Linked DNA regions of Homo sapiens: region 1 is linked to region 2. Evidence: chromatin contacts called from ENCODE Hi-C or POLR2A ChIA-PET data. All regions are on one chromosome and are shown on one strand. Each heading gives the region's core, a stretch centred on a gene start or an enhancer-like site at or near the end of the contact. The rest is flanking DNA. Distances are from core to core; before and after follow the strand shown.

Region 1 (7,020 bases), core at 2,699-5,198, 380 kb before region 2:
TTTATACTTATTTCAAGGCAGAAACTTGGTGGAAGGAGGTAATCTGTCGCTAATGTGTATTTATTCCTTCATGCATGTATGCATTCATACCCTGGGATTTTTTTCTTCCCTTTAGCTGTGTTCCAGATCATCTCCCTGGTAATTTACCCCGTGAAGTACACCCAGACCTTCACCCTTCATGCCAACCCTGCTGTCACTTACATCTATAACTGGGCCTACGGCTTTGGGTGGGCAGCCACGATTATCCTGATTGGCTGTGCCTTCTTCTTCTGCTGCCTCCCCAACTACGAAGATGACCTTCTGGGCAATGCCAAGCCCAGGTACTTCTACACATCTGCCTAACTTGGGAATGAATGTGGGAGAAAATCGCTGCTGCTGAGATGGACTCCAGAAGAAGAAACTGTTTCTCCAGGCGACTTTGAACCCATTTTTTGGCAGTGTTCATATTATTAAACTAGTCAAAAATGCTAAAATAATTTGGGAGAAAATATTTTTTAAGTAGTGTTATAGTTTCATGTTTATCTTTTATTATGTTTTGTGAAGTTGTGTCTTTTCACTAATTACCTATACTATGCCAATATTTCCTTATATCTATCCATAACATTTATACTACATTTGTAAGAGAATATGCACGTGAAACTTAACACTTTATAAGGTAAAAATGAGGTTTCCAAGATTTAATAATCTGATCAAGTTCTTGTTATTTCCAAATAGAATGGACTCGGTCTGTTAAGGGCTAAGGAGAAGAGGAAGATAAGGTTAAAAGTTGTTAATGACCAAACATTCTAAAAGAAATGCAAAAAAAAAGTTTATTTTCAAGCCTTCGAACTATTTAAGGAAAGCAAAATCATTTCCTAAATGCATATCATTTGTGAGAATTTCTCATTAATATCCTGAATCATTCATTTTAGCTAAGGCTTCATGTTGACTCGATATGTCATCTAGGAAAGTACTATTTCATGGTCCAAACCTGTTGCCATAGTTGGTAAGGCTTTCCTTTAAGTGTGAAATATTTAGATGAAATTTTCTCTTTTAAAGTTCTTTATAGGGTTAGGGTGTGGGAAAATGCTATATTAATAAATCTGTAGTGTTTTGTGTTTATATGTTCAGAACCAGAGTAGACTGGATTGAAAGATGGACTGGGTCTAATTTATCATGACTGATAGATCTGGTTAAGTTGTGTAGTAAAGCATTAGGAGGGTCATTCTTGTCACAAAAGTGCCACTAAAACAGCCTCAGGAGAATAAATGACTTGCTTTTCTAAATCTCAGGTTTATCTGGGCTCTATCATATAGACAGGCTTCTGATAGTTTGCAACTGTAAGCAGAAACCTACATATAGTTAAAATCCTGGTCTTTCTTGGTAAACAGATTTTAAATGTCTGATATAAAACATGCCACAGGAGAATTCGGGGATTTGAGTTTCTCTGAATAGCATATATATGATGCATCGGATAGGTCATTATGATTTTTTACCATTTCGACTTACATAATGAAAACCAATTCATTTTAAATATCAGATTATTATTTTGTAAGTTGTGGAAAAAGCTAATTGTAGTTTTCATTATGAAGTTTTCCCAATAAACCAGGTATTCTAAACTTGTTTCCAGTTTGTAGTTTTTCCATTTTTCAAATCTGGGGAAAGGAATTAAAAAAAAAATGGGTAATAAGAACATGGGATATAATGAAAAGTGGTTTTTGTTTGTTTTTTTGTTTGAAGTTTTAAGGGCCTTGCTCATTTTAGGTGTCCAAAACCAATTTTTGAGTGGAGATTAATGAATTCTAATAGTCTATTCCCTGAACTTTTCCTCAATGAACAATACCCTAGACACACATTAAACAATTTCTCTGCAGTGCTATCAACCAGAGGAAAATGGACTAAGAGATTTCTGGCAGGTTCAGACACCCGGGGGACATGTGTGCAGTGTAGCTGAAGCCTCCTCCTTGTGCTGGGGTCCCCTTCCATTCAGGTGGTGGGGTAGCAGTCTCTCTATTTTCCCCTTGCCCTCCTTCCCATTTTATCATTTGTTATTTTTTTTCCCACCATAAGTCATATGTTACTTCCACTATGGTGTATGTCATTGTGAGGATGGGTGCAGAGAGGCTGGGTGGGAGAACGGAAATATATCTCCCTAGGGCTACTGTTGGCCAGCTAGTCCTTGGCAGTGAATTTTTCTATGCTTTTCAAAATGCGAGGTGAATGTTTCTCATAGAGAAATGTAATCTGGGTGATTATACCAAAATTGAAAAGAAAAACCCACACAACTATGCCGTGGCTGGTGGAGAATTTGAAGTGGTCATTAAAAATGTTAAAAATCCCATCTTTTAAAGTGATACCACAGCTCATTCAAGAAGATACTGGATATCTAGAGATTAAGAAACGTGGTCTCCTGTTAAACATGAAAATGACTCCGTTTATAAGCTTCTCTACCACATGCACTTGTCTTTGCATGATTTCCCATCCAGCCTTCTTCCCCTCCTCAATCACACAATACCTTAACGGCGCACATTTAGGAAAAATGCAACCTCCTGGGACCAACGAGCCTGATATAATAGAACCATGTCAACCTAAAGTATTTATGACAAAGATAAACTCTTATTTTGCAGAAATGGTCTGCTTCCTTCAGCCTTGTTCTAGTATAGAGATCTGCCATTCCTTGTTGATCCAGATTCACCAAGACAGATACCTTTATGTCATAACAGAAGGGAAGTTCCAGAGGATTCTGGAGAGTAATGAAGAATTGGGCTGAGAAACCACCTGAAGGCTAACAGTGCATTGCATGAGATTTCCCACAGTAAAGCTGAGGTGCTTTTTGGTTCAGTAATTAAATATTGAGTTCCCACCCTTTAAATAAGCAGTTCTAGGTTCCTAAGCAATTATTTCACTCTGTAAGTAGCCAGACATGCTAAGTGGCACTTACTGCTGATTGTAACAAAGAAGTAATATATCAAGGTCTTTCCATGTTCACACAAGGTAGCTTGTGTGTAATAACTTAGCTTCAAAACCATAGACTGCAGAACTCACAAGTTCAACAGCCTTTCCTTTTTTAAGGAAATGAAAACAATGGAAAATATAGTCATCATAACTTAATTCGGTTTATTTTTTTTTTCTGTAAACTCCCCCTGAAAGACATTCCTATTAATACAGTAAATGTGAACACTGACTTGTTTTTATAAGCACATCTGAAAGGGCATATTTGAGTCTCATCCCAACTTTGGTCCTTGCTATCTGTGCAGGCTTGGGCAGGTCATCTCCCTGCTGGTCTCAATATCCTCACCTGTAAAATGATTGTAAATGATCCCCCTACCTTCAAGATTCTCTGATTGATAGAATTTTTTCTTTAATTAAAAAATTTTAAATATTCCTTGAGTTGGAAGCACTGATCAATAAGTGGATTGCTTAGGGAGGTTGGAACGAATAGATTCAGTCCCAACTTCCTCTTTTAAATTCCCTCTTCCTCACTCTTCCTGCAACACTTATTTTTACAGTTGAGTTTTAAAAATAAGTAATATATAAAATAATTTCTGTAGTGTGGTTTCAGATTTAAAAATTCCTGCAGACAGGCTGGGCTTGCAACCCCATCAGTCGATGGTCAGAGCCCTTTGCTTTTTGAGACCATTTTTAGGTGAGCTTGGCTTGCCTGGATACAGTGTGCAGTGCATTCTTCCTGAATTTTGCAATTCTGGTATCTGGGTGTATTTTCTAGGTGTGTCAGGGTGAGTGTAATCCACCTAGGGTGTGGAAAAAGCCAAGAAAGGGAAATTAAAAGAGGTTCCTATCCAGTCATGTTAATGATCTTCCACTTGTACTATCCTGTGCTTCGTTGTTAACCTCGAAAACATACTTTGTTGGCTGCAAAAATAAACAAAGGGAAACTCAGAAGTGTGTGAGCATGCGTGTGTGTATTTAGAGATAGTTCTCTGGTGAAGAAATGGAATCCTGCTGATTTAAATGGCACAAGATTGTCTTCGTGATAATGAGTCATCATATAATCATAATAGATGGTTGTGTAATGGGGTGACCCAGCCAGTTTTTCCAGTGCAAAGACTCAAGGTAATTAACCTGCTATTATCAACTGCTTTTGATTAAGTTACTTTCAAGAGGAAATACTTAGATTTGAAACATAAACTCTGAATTTCATCAATAAAAGTAAATTGCCAAGTGAGACTTTGAAAGCAAGTTCCATGTGGATACCCTCTGTTTCCCTATTCTATCCTTTCTATCGAGTTGAAATGCTTCAGTGAAAATTTGCATTTCCAAATGCCACCCCACCCAATTTCCAAAGTCAAGCAACACCTCAATGCTTAATCCTTTCCCAATGAAAAAACAACAATAACAACACTAAAGAAAAACTGATTTCAGCGCAGATGTAGAAGACTGTGAGAAATGGACACAAAGGACACTGGCATCTGCATGATCGATTTCATGTTGATAGAATTGTCATTGGAATAATATCCTCTTCTGAAGATGTGTAGGTGATAAGAAGTGGGACACATCATGACTGGAGACATCAACATGATTACATGAATTCCTGGCAGATCCCAAACAAAGACAACCGCCTTTGTCTCAGAACAGTATATGAGTCATGCAGGACACCTAGGGGCTCTCACTCTGGAGTGATTTAGGGAGCTACTGTAATTTAGGGAGAGGTGACCCTTCCTCTGGGCTGACACAGCCTCCTCCCACCAAGAGCACCCTGGGCTGGGTGCCCTTGTGCAACAGGGCACAGCTGCACCATCCTCCCAGGAGAACTGGCTATGAGATTAGGGCATCCAGACACCACGGTGGAACAGTCTCTAATCCAAAGACAAACCCCAGGAGGGATGAAAATTACTGCCAGGGGTGTTTAAAGAAGTCAGTCAAGCCTTGTTCCTCTTCCCCCCACTCCATATATCCCCACATTTACCTCTCCAAAATTGTCTTTTATTGGGCTCAGAAACACAGAGGCATCTTTTTCCATCAATGTCAGGGATTTAAGTACAAGGGTGAATAGACCTTTCCCTGCATTCTCCAATTTATGACTTTGAAGGGTAAATTCAACATTCAGAAACATCACAAATTCTAAGCTAAGTCAAATGATGTTTGTCTTTTTCTGCTGCAAATACACAGTGCCTTAAATGAAACTACGATACATTTTTTTTAAAAAAAGTACTATGTTGAAGTTTCTCAGTTCAGAATGCAACCTTCATGCTTCCTGATTGCAAAGACTAACAATAAGCTTCTAGTTGCAACTGGCTAATTATTAGCCTAATTGCCCTAGAGGGGCTCGCTGGGAATCTCTGAGTGAGTTGTCTCTTTCACTCTTGGGTAGAGTGGTGCTATCCTTGGACTATAGCAAAGCTGAGCTGTTAAAGGAAAGCCATGTCAAGAAGAGAACCTGCTTCTACGCCATTGTCTGAGTCATCCCAGTTTCAGCTTGTTTGGTACTAAGGAGCTTATGTATCAAACATGCCTGGTTGTTCATGTTCTTCCACTCAACAGTTTTTTTGTTCTAAGAAGACATTAGAAGAATTTTCAGAATATGTAGCTCTGTAATCCAAGGGATGCATTTGGAAAAAAAGACAGCTCTACATGTTCTCACCAAGGGAGCGTGTTTGCATAGCCTGTCCGTTAGCAGGTGATCAATGAAAAAGGCACTACTTAGGCCCTAGTGTTTACTTTGGTAACAGAGCAGCCCAATCTTTCCTCTCAACCTGGGGGTGAGTGAGTCATCACAGCATGGGTTAGGACTAGCAGACAAGGTATAAACAACTTCGGCATTCTAAAACACAGATACATTCTCCTGAAAAACCATTTGCATGGAATGAAGAAGTTTCAAAAACAGGCAAACTAATTATCTTCAAAGAAGCTTTGTGAGCTTATATTCAGTGCTGAGCTGAGATTTAACTTAGGTTCTTATTTGCAGGAGTTAACTGATAGCAACCCTTTTTTTCTTTGGAATTCTACAAATGTCTTTAAGATTTCTGTTAAAAAAAAAAAAAAGCCACCATTAGAATCATAATCTAGATTTTCCCTAGAGAAATGCATACCAATAATTCAAAAAAATCCATGTTCCATATATATATATATTTATTATTATTATTATTATTTTTTTTTGAGAAAAGATCTTACTCTGTCACCCAGGCTGGAGTACAGTGGCATGATCAGGTTCACTGTAGCCTTGACTTCCCAGGCTCAGGTGGTCTTCCCATCTCAGCCTCCCCAGTAGCTGAGACTACAGGTGCACACCACCACACCCAACTTTTTTTTTACTGTATTTTTTTGTAGATATATTATGATCCCCATTTTAGAGTTAGGGATACTGAGCCTTGGAGTGGTTACTGACTTTCAAAGTAAATAATGAAGTTATAATTCGAAGCCAGGTTGGTTTAAATACAAAGTCCATCCTCTTAACCACTACGCAAATACATTTGGGAAATACAGAGGTAGACAGGGTTTAAGGGTTTTTATTTTTGCTTTTTGTTTCTTATTACTGTACAAATTGCAGAACCATTAATATGCTGAAATGAATTATAATCATCAAGCAGAACCCTTCCTGTTTTTTAACAGTACATTGCTTTAATTTGGATTCCTGAACAGGGACTTGGGAGTAGGTGATTTATACAGGAGGTGATCCCCGGACGTACAAATGAAGGGATGAGGAGAGTAGGGCAGTTTAAGAGAAAAAAGAATCAAATGTGTGTGTTTATAATCAGATCACTGCCATGGGCTCCTGGGTACCTCTAAAGAGCTCTGTAGAATGTACCTCAAAATAGTTCTGCTTGAAGACAGGGAGACTGGATTTTTATCCAACGGCTGCTGGGTTTTTTGTTTGTTTTTTATGAGACAGAATCTCCCTCTGTTGCCCAGGCTGGAGTGCAGTGGCACAATCTTGGCTCACTGCAACCTCTGCCTCCTGGGTTCAAGCGATTCTCATGCCTCAGCCTCCCAAGTAGCTGGGATGACAGGTGCAAGCCACCACACCAGGCTAGTTTTTGTATTTTTAGTAGAGATGGGGTTCCACCATGTTGGCCAGGCTGG
Region 2 (7,254 bases), core at 1,498-3,997:
CAAGTGGAAAATTATTTTCATTGCAATCAATGGCAGCCTCTGAGTCCACAACTAGGCAAACTCTTCCAGAAGGGATCACAGATCAAATGAAGGTGATGGAATCACATGGTTTATTAAATTGACTCAAATTCCTGCTGGAGAAGTGGGGGTGAGTTAACATGCCCCACACGGCACACAAATGGGTAAAAACCCTAACCAGGACAATGTTCAGATGTCTGTTTCTTTCTCTACCACACCAGCCTTTCCTGGCAGTCACTAGGACCAGCACTGAAGTTCTTTTTTTTTTTTTTTTGAGACGGAGTCTCACACTGTCCCCCAGGCTAGAGAGCAGTGGTGCGATCTCAGCTCACTGCAAATTCTTCCTCCCGGGTTCAAGCAATTCTCCTGCCTCAGCCTCCCAAGTAGCTGGGATTACAGGCACCCACCACCATGCCCAGCTTATTTTTGTATTTTTAGTAGAGACAGGGTTTCACCATGTTGGCCAGGCTGGTCTCGAGCTCCTGACCTCAGGTGATCTGCCCACCTCGGCCTCCCAAAGTGCTGGGATTACAGGCGTGAGCCACGGTGCCCGGCCTAGCATTGAACTTTTCAGCATGGAGTCTCAGCAGGTGGAAACGGTATGAGGCTCCAGCACATGGGCGTGGCTGGTGCTTGCCAATTAACCTGCTGAGCAGCAAGATTCTATTTGGTTTTTGGGGGCAAAGGTCACTCAAGGTCAGAATAAATTTCACAAATGAGTAGCCAAATAAAGAACTCATGAATATCGAGTGTCTCACATATATTACAGTGTTATGAATCTCAGGTATCCTGGCGCTGCCCTTCCTTCCTCTTCCTGTGTGTATACGTATGACCCACTTGATCTTTCTAACCTGTCTCTCATGCTGCTAACTGATCTTCCTATACTTAAACATGAGTTTCACTTATTTCAGTTGATTTCTTCTTTAGCAGAATTGAATATTCTCAAACAATACTACCAATGCATATTATGGCCTTCTGCCATCTCACATTTTCTACTTACTTTATTATCTACCTAACTAAAGTGCCATGAACACAAGAATTTTCATTTGTTTTCTTCACCAATGTACCTAGATGTGTACTTAAAAAATAATTATTGAAAAAAATGAAAGAAATTCTGAAAACCATGAGGCTTAAATCAAATAATATTTGAATTGTACTAGAACAGGAGAGAAAATGACTTGGAGCAGGATGAGAAGGTGAAATTGAAAGCCCATGCTATGGTCCCTGCCCTGCTGATGTCAATCTCTTCCCAGGCCCATGGGTGTGGGAGTGCTTAGATGCTCATTCTGAAATTCTGGAGATCACCCATTCTTCTGGAATTGCTCACTTTTCTTTCTATGCTCTCCAAGTAGCTGTTCTTTGGCCCACTTGACTCACAGTCAAACTAGTTTCAATCTTGTACTCCTGAAACATTTGTTTAATGAATGAATATCCTGTTACAGGTTGCCCCAGGACTTCAGAGCCCTGATGAGGACTGATACTTAAATGACATCAGATATTAACCCCAATGAGTTTGTGCTTCCTTCAATCTGCAGGGCTTCATTCAACCTGAAGTTGCCCCCTGGAGGGCCCTGAGCACATCCAGGCCTAAGCCTTCGCGTTAGTCTGCTCAGGCTGCTGTAACAAAAGATCGTAGCCTGGGTGGCTTAAACAACAGAAATCTATTTCTCACAGTTCTGGAGGCTGGGAAGTCAAAAATCAAGGTGCTGGCTAATTCGGTTCCCTGGTGAAGGCTGTCTTTCTGGCTTGCACACATTTGTCGTCTTGCAACATGGTCACATGCCTTTCTTTGGTGCACGTTCACACAGAGAGAGAGAGAAAGAGAGGGAGAGAGAGAGAGACCTCTTCCTTCCATAATAAGGTCATAAGGCCACCAGTCATACAGGATTAGGGCCCCACCCTTATGCCCTCGTTTAACCTTAACTACCTCCTAAAGACCTGTCTCCAAATATAGTCACATTGGGAGCTAGGACTTCAATATATGAATTTTGAAGGGATAAAATTCAGTCCATAGAAGACCTAATTTCTTCTTCCCGCACAATGTCACTTTCCTTTTTTAATGTTATTATTAACTTTTAAAAAATGTATACATCTCCTGTAAAATCCACATTTTAATCCTTTGTTATTCCTGGCTTGCTTCACTCATTGATTCTACCTACCCAGCCCCTTTAGACATTAAAGTTTTTATCCGATGCCCATTGATTTAACCAGGGACTATATTTTCCAAACTGAAACTCAGGACATACAACATTATCACTATGAATATGCTTATGGAAGAGTAGAACAAAAAGCCAGAAATTGGGATTGTCTTGGAATAGTATGGATATGCAGAAAATGATGATAAATAACCGAATTCTCCATATTTGTATGACAGTGATTGAGAAGAGTATTAATGTAGCTTGATGCTTGGTGCCACTCAAACCCACCAAAAGTTCTATTTGCCCATTTAGATGTTTTGATGGTGAGGAGCTTGTTGGTGTTGGGCTGTGGAAGATACAAAGGTTGAAGACAGATGCTGTTCTCCATGATAGAGCTTTGCAAGTTTTCTTTGGCCCATGATGTAAAGCAAGAAATTTTACTTTACAACCCTGCAGACTGTGATGCATTCTGATCTGTTCTATTCTATTCTATTCTTTCTACAATGGGTGTTATAGCCTACATAATTGGTTTTCAAAACATGACTCTATTGCTATGTGCATTGGAAAAAACACAGTTCTTGTGGGCTGGGTCCAATAGGTTTTGGTTTCCTTTCTGTTAAAAAATATTTTGATTAGCATGAAGGTCTTTTTGTTTGTTTATTTTTGTGTTTTAATACATGTAGGTACTAGACTAGTATCTAGAAATAATTTCATGCTCTTAGAAACGTATCTGCTGGAACTTTTCTATTCACAGATCAGAGATTTTTGGAACTGGAAGGAACTGCAGGGGTCAAGTCAGAATACATGGCTCAGGAGTCTTTATGTTGAAGCTCCAGTGTTTGGATGCAGTGATCTTAAAAACGCAATTCACAAAAATTGTTCTCTTTGTTTTTTGACTCTTCTAACAGAACTCATCTTCAATTTAGTTTGCTAATTGCCTGTGTGCCATGATCTTGTTCTCCTTTGCAGAGCTCACAGGATGGGTTTTTGTTTTGTTTTGTTTTGTTTTGTTTTTAGTTTCCTTGCTGTTTTTCCAGGTCACAGCACCGCAGTCGATTGGTGATTGTGGTTTGAGGTCACCTACAGAAGGCGGGGCGGGGAACCCAAAGATTTTATTGCACACCTCAAATTGCTCTCTGATGACACCAAGAGCGTCAAAGTCCTGAGGCCGAGTTGTCAGTGAACATTCGCCAGGAAAAGCAGGGGTGAAGCTGCTTATGGGCGAAGATGAATCCCGTGCTGCCATCTATTGGTAATGTCATGAAACAGCAATTTTTAATACCACCTGATTTTTAAAAAATTTGTTTTGGGGGGAACTATAGTTCACTGTTACCTGTTCTCCAAATTTATATTTCCCAAGAAGTCTTGATTTCAAGTGAAGGAATCTGTGGATGGGAATGACCCATCTTTAACCCTAATGAACTTTGTCTGTAAAGTGAACCAAGGGGACAGGGGAATTCCCACACCGTCTCATTACTGCCCAAGCCGACACACTTCCCTTTGAGGATGGTTTGAGGGAAGGAGGGACTGTCTGCTTGTCAGAGGGATTTCAAAGAACACACTGTTCTCATCCTTCAGATCTTGCCGATTGCTTCATGGGCTGCCCGAGATTACCATATGTTTTTTGCAAAGGGTGACTTCAAAACAAAACAGAATAGACCCTCTCTGTTTTGAAGCCTGTTGATTCTAAATGCTACACCATTGCAAATAGTTCTCTGGGTTTATTTATTAGCAAGGGAAGCCAGACATCAAGGACCAACCACTTCCATTTTAAAAAGATCCCTGTTCATTAAAAATAAAAATAAAGTAGCCTGGAGTGCAGCGGGGTGATCATGACTCATTGCAGCCTTGACTTCCTGGGTTCAAGTGATCCTCCCGCCTCAGCCTCCACTCCCGGTTAGTTTTTTGTATTTTTTGTAGAAACAAAGTCTCGCTTTTTTGCCCAGGCTGGCCTCGAACTCCTGGACTCAAGCGATCCTCCTGCCGCAGCCTCCCAAAGTGTTGGGATTACAGGCGTGAGCCACTGCACCCAGCCTACTATCTTTATCTTATAGAAAGAAAAGAAAGGAGGAAACTGAGGCTTGGAGACAATGGTTTCACCCAAATATCAGTGGTGTGGAGGCAGAAAAACCTATTGTCGACAAGAGGAGTTGATGGCAGTTTTTTGGCAAGGCCTAGTAAAAGTACCCCTGGAGACTTCACATGTTCCATTAGAAGAAATAGAGCTGTCACCCACATCAAGATTCAGAACACTGGTGATTACTAGGACCCGTTTGGGGGGAAAAGTTTGCCACTTCGGCTGAGTTGGTCCAGTATTACATGGAACATCACAGGCAATTAAAAGAGAAGAATGGAGATGTTGTTGAGCTTAAATATCCTCTGAACTGTGCGGATCCTGCCTCTGAAAGATGGTTTCACGGACACCTCTTTGGGAAAGAAGCAGAGAAATTAACTGAAAAAGGAAAACATGGTAGCTTTCTTATACGAGAGAGCCAGAGCCACCCTGGAGATTTTGTTCTCTCTGTGCGCACCAGTGATGACAAAAAAGAGAGCAATGACAGCAAGTGTAAAGTGACCCATGTCATGATTCGCTGTCAGGAACTGAAATACGACGTTGGTGGAGGAAAACGGTTTGATTCTTTGACGGATCTCGTGGAACATTACAAGAAGAATCCTATGCTGGAAACATTGGGTACAGTACTACGACTCAAGCAGCCCCTTAACATGACTCGTATAAATGCTGCTGAAATAGAAAGCAGAGTTTGAGAACTAAGCAAATTAGCTGAGACCACAGACAAAGTCCAACAAGGCTTTTGGGAAGAATTTGAGACACTACAACCACAGGAGTGCAAACTTCTCTACAGCCGAAAAGAGGGTCAAAGGCAAGAAAACAAAAACAAAAATAGATATAAAAACATCCTGCCCTTTGATCATACCAGGGTTGTCCTACACGATGATGATCCCAATGAGCCTATTTCAGATTACATCAGTGCAAACACCATCATGCCTGAATTTGAAACCAAGTGCAACAATTCAAAACCCAAAAAGAGTTGCATTGCCACACAAGGCTGCCTGCAAAACATGGTGAATGACTTTTGCTGGATGGTGTTCCAAGAAAACTCCCAAGTGATTGTCATGACAATGAAAGAAATGGAGAGAGGAAAGAGTAAATGTGTCAAATACTGGTCTGAAGAGGATGCTCTACAAGAATATGGGGTCATGTGTGTTAGGAACATCAAAGGAAGTGCTGTTCATGACTATATGCTAAGAGAACTTAAGTTTTCAAAGGTTGGACAAGCTGTACTCCAGGGGAATATGGCGAGAACGGTCTGGCAATACCACTTTCGGACCTGACCAGACCACGGAGTGCCCAGTGACCCCGGGGGCATGCTGGACTTCCTGGAGGAGGTGCACCATAAGCAGGAGAGCATCATGGATGCAGGGCTGGTCGTGGTCCACTGCAGTGCTGGAATTGGCCATACAGGGAGGTTCATTGTGATTAATAGTCTTATTGACATCATCAGAGAGAAAGGTATTAACTGCAACATTGACCTTCTCAAAACCATCCACACAGTGCAGTCTCAGAGGTCAGGGATGGCCCAGACAGAAGCACAGTACCGATTTATCTATATGGCAGTCCAGCATTATATTGAAACACTACAGCACAAGATTGAAGAAGAGCAGAAAAGCAAGAGGAAAGGGCACGAATATAAAAATATTAAGTATTCTCTAGCAGACCAGACAAGTGGAGCCCAGAGCCCCCTCCCGCCTTGCACTGCAGCGCCACCCTGTGCAGAAATGAGAGAAGACAATGCTGGAGTCTGTGAAAACGTGGACCTGATACAACAGAAAAGTTTCACATGAGAAAACCTGGAAAACTTCAGCACAGAAAGTCCACAGATGTGGACTTTCACCCTCTCCCTAGAAAGATGAAGAACAGACACAAGAAAGTTTATGTGAAGACAGAATTTGGATTTGGAAGGCTTGCATTTTTGTTGACTACATTTTGATAAGCAAAATTTGAAACCATTTAAAGACCACTGTGTTGTCTCTTTCAGTGGCTGGCTGGCAGGGTAGCTAGACCTCTCACATACCAAGAGCTTGAAAGCAGAAGTGGCCAGGCCTCCTGAAGACTTAAGTCCAGAATTGTCGCAGCATCCCTTTTACTGCCCTCTGTTGATTATGATAACGATGAGGATTTTTTCTAATCAGAAGAGAGCTGGAGTATGCCCTCTACTTACTACACAAGTTACAAGCCCGGCTCAGATTCAAGAAAAGGGTATGAAGTGGAGGTGCAGTTAATTGGGGGACCACTAGTCTAAAAAACAGTCACAACCCGTGCCATGGAAAACCAAGGATATTAGCAAAAGTAGGAGTTGCCAGTGACCTTGGGAAGCCGAAGCTGCTTACAGTAGCTGGGACAAGCTGAAAGTCAGACTGAGAAATAAAGGAGGGGACTTCAAGAAGCTTCCTGAACAATTTCTGCCAGCCCTGAGCTTATTTTTGGAACCAGCACTTGGGGAAACTGATCTTGTGAGGATGGATGTTTTTAGGAACACAGGGCTTTTGAGAGCAGCACCACCCCACTGGGGCACCCCCAGACTTGGGAAATGTGATGCTTTCTTAATGTCACTGGTTTTTTAGTCAGGCCACAGTGAGAAGGAACAGCCCTAACAGGCCTCCAGCCAGGTTGAACGAGCTCATTTTTGTTTTAGCCAACCGGTAAGATTTGCTAATGTTCTACCTTAAATGCCTTTTCCAAAAACCTCCCTCTTTGCCTCATATGTTGAATCATCATTCAGTGCAGATATTTCAATGAAAATATCATTGGTTGACTTTTGTAACGGAAATAAAATGCTATGACATCTTTGACATGAAAAAATAAAAATAAAAACAAAAATGAAGACATACTTCAATCAAATTAATGAAATTCTATATTTAAAATGTCTAGGCTGGGCAAAGTGGCTCAAGCCTGTAATCCCAACACTTTGGGAGGCCAAGGTGGGAGAATTGCTTGAGCCCAGGAGTTTGAGATATGTGCAACAAGATAAAACCTCCCCTCTACAAAAAATCAAAAACATAGCTGGGTGTGGTGGTG

What was found. Hi-C counts contacts between places; a loop is a spot of excess contacts on that map. ChIA-PET counts read pairs that join two places held with the same protein, here RNA polymerase II (POLR2A). Pooled maps may share reads with other maps.
Region 1: a map of chondrocyte shows a loop between it and region 2 (2.6-fold over the local background). The contact joins two enhancer-like sites. A Hi-C loop is called at or near these places in 2 of 168 maps with a recorded cell type or tissue (GM11168 and chondrocyte) and 2 of 50 pooled maps. POLR2A ChIA-PET finds 5 or more read pairs at or near these places in 1 of 52 experiments (activated T-cell).

What each region holds. Positions count from the first base shown.
Region 1 is chr6:138,085,364-138,092,383 of GRCh38, reverse strand. It overlaps PERP (p53 apoptosis effector related to PMP22), which reads left to right. Exons shown (of 3, transcript NM_022121.5): 3 at 116-3,879. The coding sequence ends at 342. Among named protein-coding and RNA genes, the nearest start is that of PERP, 19 kb to the left of the region's middle. RefSeq lists an enhancer at 4,103-5,302. Within about 2 kb of position 3,948, at least 8 of the 41 ENCODE cell types and tissues checked have a DNase peak (open chromatin) inside an H3K27ac peak, as active enhancers do.
Region 2 is chr6:137,704,189-137,711,442 of GRCh38, reverse strand. It overlaps the pseudogene PTPN11P3. Among named protein-coding and RNA genes, the nearest start is that of LINC02539, 31 kb to the left of the region's middle. RefSeq lists a silencer at 3,651-3,700. Within about 2 kb of position 2,747, at least 15 of the 41 ENCODE cell types and tissues checked have a DNase peak (open chromatin) inside an H3K27ac peak, as active enhancers do.